Regions from separate parts of the Homo sapiens genome. Here region 2 is linked to region 1. A link is a contact called in ENCODE Hi-C or POLR2A ChIA-PET data. All regions are on one chromosome and are shown on one strand. Each heading gives the region's core, a stretch centred on a gene start or an enhancer-like site at or near the end of the contact. The rest is flanking DNA. Distances are from core to core; before and after follow the strand shown.

What was found. Hi-C counts contacts between places; a loop is a spot of excess contacts on that map. ChIA-PET counts read pairs that join two places held with the same protein, here RNA polymerase II (POLR2A). Pooled maps may share reads with other maps.
Region 2: a loop to region 1 is called in a pooled map, with 3 times the contacts of the local background. The contact joins the promoter of ARHGEF2-AS1 here to the enhancer-like site in region 1. A Hi-C loop is called at or near these places in 6 of 50 pooled maps. POLR2A ChIA-PET finds 5 or more read pairs at or near these places in 10 of 52 experiments (AG04449, BJ, GM12878 and 7 more).

What each region holds. Positions count from the first base shown.
Region 1 is chr1:155,890,335-155,895,553 of GRCh38, reverse strand. It overlaps the pseudogene LOC124904686. Among named protein-coding and RNA genes, the nearest start is that of RIT1, 18 kb to the left of the region's middle. Within about 2 kb of position 1,778, at least 17 of the 41 ENCODE cell types and tissues checked have a DNase peak (open chromatin) inside an H3K27ac peak, as active enhancers do; they include HCT116, OCI-LY7 and PC-3, where a contact is called at or near this core.
Region 2 is chr1:155,987,888-155,993,760 of GRCh38, reverse strand. It overlaps ARHGEF2-AS1 (ARHGEF2 antisense RNA 1), which reads right to left and starts at 2,387. Exons shown (of 2, transcript XR_001738248.2): 1 at 2,251-2,387. RefSeq lists enhancers at 3,472-3,541, 4,412-4,491.

The sequences.
Region 1 (5,219 bases), core at 529-3,028:
CTTTGGGAGGTGGAGGTAGGCAGTTTGCCTGAGCTTAGGAATTCGAGACCAGGCTGAGAAACATGGTGAGACCCCATCTCTACTGAAATACAAAACAAAAAAAAAATTAGCTGGGTGTGGTGGCCCACACCTGTAATCCCAGCTACTCTGGAGGCTGAGGCACAAGAATCACTTGAACCCAGGGGGCGGAGGTTACAGTGAGCCAGGATCGTGTCACTGCACTCCAGCCTGGGCAACAGTGAGACTCTGTATTTAAAAAAAAAAAAGTGTATATATATATTTTTTTTGTACATGTATATTGTATATATATATACACCAAAAATATATATATGTTATTCCTGCTCTGGAGCTTAGATAAAATTTATATATGTAGCCAGGTGCGGTGGCTCACGCCTGTAATCCCAGCACTTTGGGAGGCTGAGGTAGGTGGATCACGAGGTCAGGAGATCGAGACCATCCTGGCTAACATGGTGAAACCCATCTCTACTAAAAATACAAAAAAAATAGCCAGGCGCGGTGGCGGGCGCCTGTAGTCCCAGCTACTCGGGAGGCTGAGGCAGGAGAATGGTGTGAACCTGGGAGGCAGAGCTTGCTGTGAGCTGAGATCATGCCACTGCACTCCAGCCTGGGCAACAGAGCAAGACTCCGTCTCAAAAAAATAAATAAAATTTGTATATATAAAACAGCTAGAGGTCAGTCTTAAAGTAATAAGTCATATGCTTCAAACTGGAAATGTTATAGGAATTCAAAAAGGAAGGAATTAGTAAATGTAGTAGACTCCTAATAAGTCATTGGTAGTGTTATGCCTTTTCCAAACTCGTACAGAAATTTGAAATCTTGCCAGGCACGGTGGCTCATGCCTGTAATCCCATCACTTTGGGAGGCTGAGGCAGATGGATCACTTATGGTCAGGAGTTCAAGACCAGCCTGGCCAACATGGCGAAACCCTGTCTCTACTAAAAATACAAAATTAGCTGGGTGTGGTGGCATGCGCCTGTAATCCCAGTTACTTGGGAGGCTGAGGCAGGAGAATTGCTTGAACCCGGGAGGCAGAGGTTGCGGTGAGCCAAGATCGTGCCACTGCCCTCCAGCCTGGGCGACAGCAAGACTCCATCTCAAAAAAAAAAAAAAATTTTTTTTCAATCAACTTTTGTTTTTTAAGTTCAGTCTCCATAGAGATTGTCAAAAATTGCCAATGCCAGGGTATTGGGAAAAGTTTTCAATTAGCAATAATCATGCCTCATTGGCTATAATCCTGTCACTGTACAAAGCTGTCCAATCAACTTTTAAACATATGCCAGGCACAGGGCTCACGCCTGTAATCCCAGCAATTTGGAAGGCTGAGGTGGACAGATCACAAGGTCAGGGATTCAAGATCAGCCTGACCAACATGGTGAAACCCCATCTCTACTAAAAATACAACAAAAATTAGCCAGGCATGGTGGTACGCGCCTGTAATCCCAGTTACTCGGGAGGCTGAGGCAGGAGAATCACTTGAACCCGGGAGGTGGAGGTTGCAGCGAGCCAAGATTGCGCCACAGCACTCCAGCTTGTACGACAGAGCGAGACTCCATCTCAAAAACAAACAAACAAACAAAAAACCATGAGTTGGCCTTGAGACAAAACTACTGAAATGTTTTAGCTTTATCTAATAATGTTTGCTTAAAAAAAAACTCATGATGAGCAGCTTTTGGTTCAGTGCATACATTCCACAGCACACGTGATCATATCATGAAGTCACTCAGTTTTTTGAACAAAAGCTGCTGCAGTGGGGACATGTGTCATTTCCTGCCCTTCCTGGAGCTAGTTATTGCCAGAGTTTATTGCAGTTTTCTCTGAGCCAGAAGAAAAACTTTAGCTCCAAAACATCTCCCACAAAATGCTTTCCCTAGTTTCCTGGCAGAGGAGTGTGCAGGTGAGGGGGCAGAGGCAGAGAAATGTATGGCTTTTATGAGGATGGGTCCAAGTGCTCAATACACTGCAATCCAACATAAAATCTCTGCTGCCCAGGAAGGCATGTACATCAATCTAGTCAGCCAGAGAATTAAATTGTGCATTCCCACCCAAAACATTCTGGACACTCTTATTTTCATGTCCTTAGACTCCCGAAGAGAAATACATGGGTCTAGTTGCAACTAACACACACCTACCACCATCATCAAAAAACACAAAACCAAAACCGATCATTATACCAAACTTCTTTTGAAACTCCAACTCAGAATAAGTAGGAAGAAGAGACAGCCTTTTCAGGTTTGCTTTAAGTCTGCTTCCCAGACAATATTTTGTTCCCTGCCTGCCTGCCTTTCTTGGGTATCCGCTGCATGCCAAGCAATGTGTTGGCATTGGGAATTCAACAGTGAATTTAAAAAAAAGCTCACAGTTCTTAGAGTCTCAGTTCTTTTCAGTGGGCACCTCTAATTCTAACGTGCAAAATCTGACACAGATTTGGATTGAATGGTGGGAGAATGAGAAGGAGTAAGGGACACATAGCAATTTCAACTGCTTGGTAAACAATAACTAAATGTTAACTTGGAAAAAAGCCTGAGAAGAAGCTGATTTGATGTGAGTGAATGTAAATCATGAAAATATCCAGTTTCATCCGGGTGTGGTGGCTCATGCCTGTAAACTCAGCACTTTGGAATGCTGAAGTGGTACGGTCACTTGAAGCCAGAAGTTCAAGACTAGCATAGGCAACATAGCAAGACCCCCATCTCTACAAAAATTTAAAAACTAGCTGGGTGTGCTGGTGTGTGCCTGTAGTCCCAGCTACTTGAGAGGCTGAGGTGGAAGGATTGCTTGAGCCCAGAAGGTGGATGCTGCAATGAGCTATGATTGTGCCGCTGTACACCTGCCTGGGTGACAGTGTGAGACCCTGTCTCAATAGATAGATAGATGATTGATTGATAAATAGATAGATAGATAGATAGACAGACAGACAGATAGCTACATAGGCTGGGCGTGGTGGCTCACGCCTGTAATCCCAGCACTTTGGGAGGCCGAGGCAAGAGGATTGCTTGAGCACAGGAGTTCCAACCAGCCTGTCTCCACAGAAAATTTTTTTAAGTTAGCCAGGTGTGGTAGCACGTGTGTCGTGGTGGTGCATGCCTGTGATGCCAGCTACTCAGCTACTTGGGAGGGTGAGGTGTGAGGATTAACCAAGCCCAGGAGGCTAAGGCTGCAGTGAACCATGTCACTGCACTCCGGACTGGGCAACAGAGCAAGACCCTGTCTCAAAATGTAAATAAGAAGAAAGAAAATGAGTTTTTCTCCTTATGGCCCTGTCAGAGGCTTTCAATTAGATTGAGATTTAATGTACTGTCTGGGCATGGTGGCTCATGCCTGTAATCCCAACACTTTGGGAGGCTGAGGTGGGCGGATCACCTGAGGTCAGGAGTTCGAGACTAGCCTGGCCAACACGGTGAAACCCCGCCTCTACTAAAAATACAAAAATTAGCTGGGTGTGGTGGCACATGCCTGTAATCCCAGCTACTCGGGAGGCTGAGACAGGAGAATTGCTTGAACCTGGGAGGCAGCGGTTGCAGTGAGCTGAGATCAGGCCATTGCAATCCGGCCTGGGTGGCAGAGCAGGACTCTGTCTCAAAAAAAAAAAGTAGTATTTGAGGTGAACTAACCAGCTCCCCAGGCTTAGACACAAGACTTGCTCATGAATTCCCATACTTTTATTCAAAATTTTCTGTTAGCGCATCTAATCCTGGGCCTGTTGAGCCTTAGGACTTCCTTTAGGACTTTGTTTCCTGAAGGCCAAACAGAGTTTTGAGCATTTCTTAGAGGTGTCCAGAAGGTGGTATTGACCCTAGTATAGACAGTGTTAGGCAATTGGGATGTTCACCAGTTTGCCGTCTCGTAAAAGTTATACTAGTTAAGAATCGATATTTTCTCAGCTTTCTGAAAAATGATGCCCTATGTGTAAACTTACATTGCTCTTGAAGTATTCAAAGAAAAGCCCAGGCTGTTTGCCTTTTCAGACCACAAGGTATGGGGGATGGATGAGAGCAGTACTGGAGGCCCTTACTAGGTGGGCACTAGTCTTTTTTTTTTTTTTTTTTTGAGACGGAGTCTCACTCTGTCGCCCAGGCTGGAATGCAATGCTGTGATCTTGGCTCACTGCAACCTCTGCCTCCCGGGTTCAAGCGATTCTCCTGCCTCAGCCTCCTGAGTAGTTGGGATTACAGGGTGTGCCACCACGCCCGGCTAATTTTTGTATTTTTAGTAGAGACGGGGTTCACCATGTTGGTCAGGCTGGTCTCAAACTCCTGACCTCGTGATCCACCTGCCTCGGCCTTCCAAAGTGCTGGGATTACAGGCATGAGCCACCGTGCCCAGCTGATAGTGGGCAACTCTTTTCTGGGAGTTTGTTATAAGGAGATCACATGAAAAAGCACCTTGGAGTGAGAGGTCTATAGAAAACAAGGTACAGTGGCTGGGCGCGGTGGCTCACGCTTGTAATCCCAGCACTTTGGGAGGCCGAGGTGGGTGGATCACGAGGTCAGGAGTTCGAGACCAGCCTGACCCTGGTGAAACCCCTTCTCTACCAAAAATACAAAATTAGCTGGGCGTGGTGGTGCAATGCCTGTATTCCCAGCTACTCGGGAGGCTGAGGCAGAAGAATTGCTTAAACCTGGGAGTGAGCTGAGATCACGCCATTGCACACCCGCCTGGGCAGCAAGAGCAAAACTCCATCTCAAAAACAAAAACGAAAACAAAAAAACAAACAAACAAAAATACAAGGCACAGTAGCTCCCGGTTATCCACAAGGGATACATTCATAGATCCCCAGAGGATGCCTGAAATCATGGATAGTATCGAACCCTATGTATACTTTTTCCTATACACATGTATCTATAATAACGTTAAATTTATAAATTAGATTCAGTAAGAGATTATCAACAGTCTAATAAAATAGAACAATTATAAAAATACACTGTAATAAAAGTTACATGACTGTGGTCTCTCTCAAAATAGAGTATTTTATTGTGTTGTACTGTGGGTAAGTGAAACTGCAGAAAACAAAACCCAGGATTAGGGTAGGGTGGACTACTGCAGTGCTCTTGGTTGGCTGCCCGCCCAGCATCTATTCCTCCTTCCAGAAAAACTGACATTTCATTCAAGAATTCACCTTTTTCCCGTGCCCAGCTCCAGGACAGTCCTAAGTGATCTAAAGAAAATTCCATCCTCCTTGTCAATGTTTGGTTCAGAAA
Region 2 (5,873 bases), core at 1,138-3,637, 98 kb before region 1:
TTCTTAATTCTGAGACACACTGAGGCAAGCCATGATGCCAACCGGGAGTGTTGGGCACTGAGAACAACGCCCATTTGGGAGAGAGTGGAGGAAATGTGTGCTCTGTGGCTGATGCTTGGAGCCCTTCTCTTTGCACCATGGAGAGAGGTCAGACTGGCTTTCACTCTGCATATGACCAGACTCTTAGAAGAAGAAATCATGCCGGGCATGGTGGCTCACACCTGTAATCCCAGCACTTTGGGAGGCAGAGGTGGGCAGATCACCTGAGGTCAGGAGTTTGATACCAGCCTGATCAACATGGAGAAACCCCATCTCTACTAAAAAAAAATACAAAATTAGCTGGGCCTGGAGGCGCATGCCTGTAATCCCAGCTACTCAGGAGGCTGAGGCAGGAGAATCACTTGAACCCAGGAGGCAGAGATTGCGGTGAGGTGAGATCACGCCATAGCACTCCAGCCTGGGCAACAAGAGTGAAGCTCCATCAGAAGAAGGAGAAGAAGAGGAAGGGGGAGGAGAGGGAGAGGGAGAAAGAGAAATCACAACACTTTATCACTCATGAACCTTTTCTCCCTGCTACTTTTTTCTACCTTTTTTTTTTTTTTTTTTTTGAGATGGAATCTTGCTGTTGTCATGCAGGCTGGAGTGCAATGGCACAATCTTGGCTCACTGTGACCTCCGCCTCCCAGGTTCAAGTAATTCTCCTGCCTCAGCCTCCCAAGTAGTTGGGATTATAGGCGCCCGCTACCACGCCCGGCTAATTTTTTTTCTTTTTTTTTTGAGACAAAGTCTCGCTCTGTCGCCCAGGCTGGAGTCCGACCTCAGCTCACTGCAAGCTCCGCCTCCTGGGTTCATGCCATTCTCCTGCCTCAGTCTCCCGAGTAGCTGGGACTACAGGCACCCGCCACCACACCCAGCTAATTTTTTTGTATTTTTAATAGAGACGGGGTTTCACCGTGTTAGCCAGGATGATCTTGAACGCCTGACCTCGTGATCCGCCCACCTCAGCCTCCCAAAGTGTTGGGATTACAGGAGTGAGCCACCGTACCCGGCCTCCCCCTGCTACTTTATCTGCCTAAAATCCTCTCCCTCTACCCTGGCCAAATCCTAACCACTTTACCCTTCCAGGCACATCTCAAAGGCCATCTGCTTATTTCTGTTTCCTCCTCCCCTTTAAAAACAAAAACAGGCCCAGCGCAGTGGCTCACGCCTGTAATCCCAGCACTTTGGGAGGCCAAGGCGGGCAGATCATGAGGTCAAGAGATCGAGACCATCCTGGCTAACACGGTGAAACCCCCTCTCTACTAAAAATACAAAAAATTAGCTGGGCATGGTGGCAGGCACCTGTAGGCCTAGCTACTCGGGAGGCTGAGGCAAGAGAATGGCAGAATGGCATGAACCCGGGAGGTGGAGCTTGCAGTGAGCTGAGATTGCGCCACTGCACTATGGCCTGGGCGACAGAGCGAGACTCTGTCTCAAAAAAAAAACAAAAAAACAACGAAACAAAAAAAACAAGGCCGAGCACGGTGGCTCACGCTTGTAATCCCAGCACTTTGGGAGGCTGAGGCGGACGGATCACCTGAGGTTGGGTGTTTGAGACCAGCCTGGCTAACATGGTGAAACCCCATTTCTTCTAAAAATACAAATTATCCAGGCATGGTGGGGTGTGCCTGTAATCCCAGCTACTCGGGAGGCTGAGGCAGGAGAATCGCTTGAACCCAGGAGGCAGAGGTTGCAGTGAGCTGAGATCGCACCATTGCACTCCAGCTTGGGCAACAGGAGCGAAACTCTGTCTCAAAAAACAAAACAAAACAAAACAAAAGCAAACAGTGTCTTACTCTGTCACCCAGGCTGGAGTGCAGTGGCATGATCATAGCTCACTGCAGCCTTGAACTCCTGGGCTCAAGTGATCCTCCCACCTCAGCCTCCCAAGTAGCTGGGACTATAAGCACGTGCCACCACACCCGGCTAACATTTTGTTTTTTTGTGGAGACAGTGTCTCGCTATGTTGCCCGGGCTGGTCTAGAACAGCTGGGCTCAAGCAATCCACCCACCTCAGCCTCCCAAAGTGCTGGCTGAGCCACCGCACCTGGCCTTTTTTGAGTCTCCCAACTGGTCACGTGCCCTCACTCCTTTAACAGCCTAAAGCCTTTTGTTGAAACTTCTCTTGTGGCATTTGGCATATGTGAGCCAGTTATGGAGTCATCTGTGATTTGTTCTTTTGCTTGTTCACACACACACACACACACTCACCCACTCACTAGACTCTGATTCCTTGAGGATAGGAACAATATCTATTTCTCTTTGCTTGGCTTTCTGCTATATAAGTCCTCAGTAAATGGAATAAGAAGGAGACAATGAGGATCTCTTTATGTACTAGAAAGGACACTGAACTGGGATCCAGAAAACCTAAGTTCTAGCCTTGAGTCTGCAGCTAATTCACAATGTGACCCTGAGGTCACAATGTGTCACAATGTGACCCTGAGGTCACAATGTGTCACAATGTGACACATTATCCAGTTATGTGTCTCAGTAAAGTGAGTGGTGGCTAGGCACTCCTAAGTCCAGCTGACTGTGACACACTTCTAGTCCCAAGGTTTCAGAGTTCTAGAACCCTGCTCACTCTTATTTCCTGCTGACGCAGACTGGTCTGTGTGTGTCTCCCACGAACAGAGCCGTCCCAGACGTGTTCTGAGCAGGTGGAGACAAGGTGCCCGTGAGGCCACACTGGCCTCTGCCTTTCTGCAGTTGAATCCAGAGAACAACTGGAGGAAGAAGAGATGGGGAAATAAAGGAGGGGAATGGCTCGCATGCTGTACCCCTCCAAAGGTCAGGGGCTTTCCGGGCCCACGGCCGAAAACAAAGACGTCTTCAGAAGACATAGTTGGGGGCCTGGCAGGGAGCTCGAGGGCCCACTGAATACGTAAGCCCCCAGGGGACCTCCTGTACCTCCTTCCTTCCAGGCCTAGACCTTGGAGAAAATGGGAAAGTGGGAAGGAACTAGATAACTCTCTAGTCATCTCCCTCAAGAGACAACCATCCGAAGAACAACAAGAATCAAGGAGACCTGGGCCCTCAGTCCTTTCCCTGGAGAACCAGAGCTCAATCCCATTTGTGGGCCTTTGGGGGAGGATGGATGCTGCCTTCCAAAATATGCCTCTCCACAGTGGCTCTTACCTCCTTCTCTCAGGGAAGACTGAGGGTGGGAGTGGGAGGGAGGTGTGGAGTCAGGGGGAGTATCAGGACACTGGATCTTCTTGCTTCTGCCTCCCACGGTGGGTTTCATAGAACCACATAATGGTGTAATAGAACCACAAAGGAACTCAGAGAGCATATGGCACAATCTCCTCATTTTACAGATAAGGAAACTGAGGCCCAAAGAACTTTCAGAGATTTCTTGAGAGAGGTGGTCTCACGGTTGGGACATTTGGCCTGCCCCATTGCCAGGCCTTTGCCGGGCTTTTGGTTGCAGGCTGAGGACAACCCAGGATGTCTTGGATTAACTCATGGTCCCGCATTGCCACATGAGATCAGTTGTTCTTGCTCAGACTTCTGCATAGGCTTGGTGGACTGGAGCAGAGAGATCATCTCTTCCCCCTCCCTTGGAAAACCCCTGACCACTTCCCCAAAGTCAGAGGAAGTCAGAAAGAGAAGGTCCGGGGGTCAGCATGAAGAGTTCAGTGTGAGTGAACATTGTAGGGGCTGCTGGCCATGGAAGGGCACTGTCTCTCTGCTTTGACAATGGTCCCCTTGAACAAGTTCCTTTAGCTCTGGTGAGTGAACCAACCTTCCCTAGCTCCCGGGCAGGGCTGGCTGGTTTCAGTGAGGGGAGAGGACCCTGGGCCTTGTCCCTGAACTGGCTTGGGTGGGAACTCAGATGAGAAGCAATGCCTGCAGGGCTCATGGCACCTTCCTAAGGGTAGCTGGCTGAAAGCAGAGATGCCCAAATGCCTGGGCCCCCCTTATGTGGCACCAACTGTATCTCAGGGTCTTTCAAGTGTCACCCACCTTTCACAGTCAGGCATTAATTCTGCCCCTTGGTTAGAGAGGGAAGGGAGTCCTGAGTGCACTATTTGGCTGAGCAGGGGCAAAGGTTGGCATCAGCAACCAGGCAAGGAGGGAGAATTCAGCTTGCTCTTGCTGTTCGCCTTCCCCTGAACCCTGGCTTTCTTCTGGAGGCAGTACTGCCCTTTGACCAGCAGGGGCCACTCTTGCCCACAGCCAACTCTGCAGCCCTGGCAAAGCAGAGCCCCAAAGTAGGACCAGTTTGGGTCTGGGCTGTGCTTATGCCAACAGGAAGGGCTGGGCTGGGGGCAAGCAACAGGGCTGGGCTGAGGCGAGGCAGTGTTCCTCCCTGGTGCCCGTCACTGGCCACTGGATACAGACGGTAGTGGTGGCGATGTGTGTTTCAGGAGGAGACTGCAAGCATCGGGATGCCCAGGCCCCAAGGAGGCCCTCTTCCTGCAGATCCGAGAAGGACTGGACACCTTTCTGGGACTGCAGCACCAGGGTGGCTACGCCTCCCGGCTGGTACGGACAGACAGATCCCCATGAAGGCCCCTGCCTTGCTCCTCCTCTCCTGCCCCTCGCCTGTCTAGCCACCATTCTATCCTACGTCTCCTCTGTTCTGCCAGCTGCTGGGTCTCTCTGTGCCCGGGCATTGCTCTGGCTCCATCTGAGCGAATGGGAATCTATCGTCTATGCACCTCTGTCTGCTCCCCTGGGTCTGTGTGCTCTGTCCCTGACTCCGGGTACCCTGCCTCTGTCTCTTTCTCCAAGACTCTGTTTCTTCCTTTCTGTGTCGGTGCCTCTGTGTTGATGAGGGTGTATGTGTTCCTCTCTCAGTAAAAGGGCCCTGTTCCCCTAGTAATTATAACCACTTCTTTCTGTGGACCCCACATTTCCCCAATTTGGAGCTGAACTTATTTATTTATTTATTTACTTATGTATTTTGAGACAGGGTCTCCCTCTGTTGCCCAGGCTGGAGTGCAGTGGCGCGATCTTGGCTCACTGCAACCTCTGCCTCCTGGGATCAAGTTATTTTCCTGCCTCAGCCTCCCAAGCAGCTTGGATTACAGGCGCCTGCCACCACACTATTGGGGAACCTGCCCCGATAGTCATGTGGGTTCTTTTCTATTTTCCCTAAGCGTTGGCCAGTTTGATAAATAAAGGGACAGAGTACAAAAGAGAGAAATTTTAAAGCTGGGCATCCGGGGGAGACATCACATGTCGGTAGGTTCCGTGATGCCCCACAAGCCGCAAAACCGGTAAGGTTTTATTAGGGACTTTCAAAAGGGGACGGAGTGTACGAATAGGGTGTGGGTCACAAAGATCACGTACTTCACAAGGTAATAGAATATCACAAGGCAAATGGAGGCAGGGCGAGATCACAGGACCAGAGGACCAGGGCGAAATTAAAATTGCTAATGAAGTTTCGGGCACCATTGTTATTGGTAACATCTTATCAGGAGACAGGGTTTTGAGAGCAACCGGTCTGACCAAAATTTATTAGGCGGGAATTTTCTCTTCCTAATAAGCCTGGGAGCACTATGGGAGACTAGGGTTTATTTCATCCCTACAGTCTGGACCATAGAAGACGGCCACACCCAAGGGGGCCATTTATAGACCCACCCTCAGGGGTGCATTCTCTTTCTCAGGGATGTTCCTTGCTGAGAAAAAGAATTCAGCGATATTTCTCCCATTTGCTTTTGAAAGAAGAGAAATATGGCTCTGTTCCACCCGGCTCACCGGTGGTCAGAGTTTAAGGTTATCTCTCTTATTCCCTGAACAATTGCTGTTATCCTGTTCTTTTTTCAAGGTGCCCACATTTCATATTGTTCAAACACACATGCTGTACAATTTGTGCAGTTAACGCA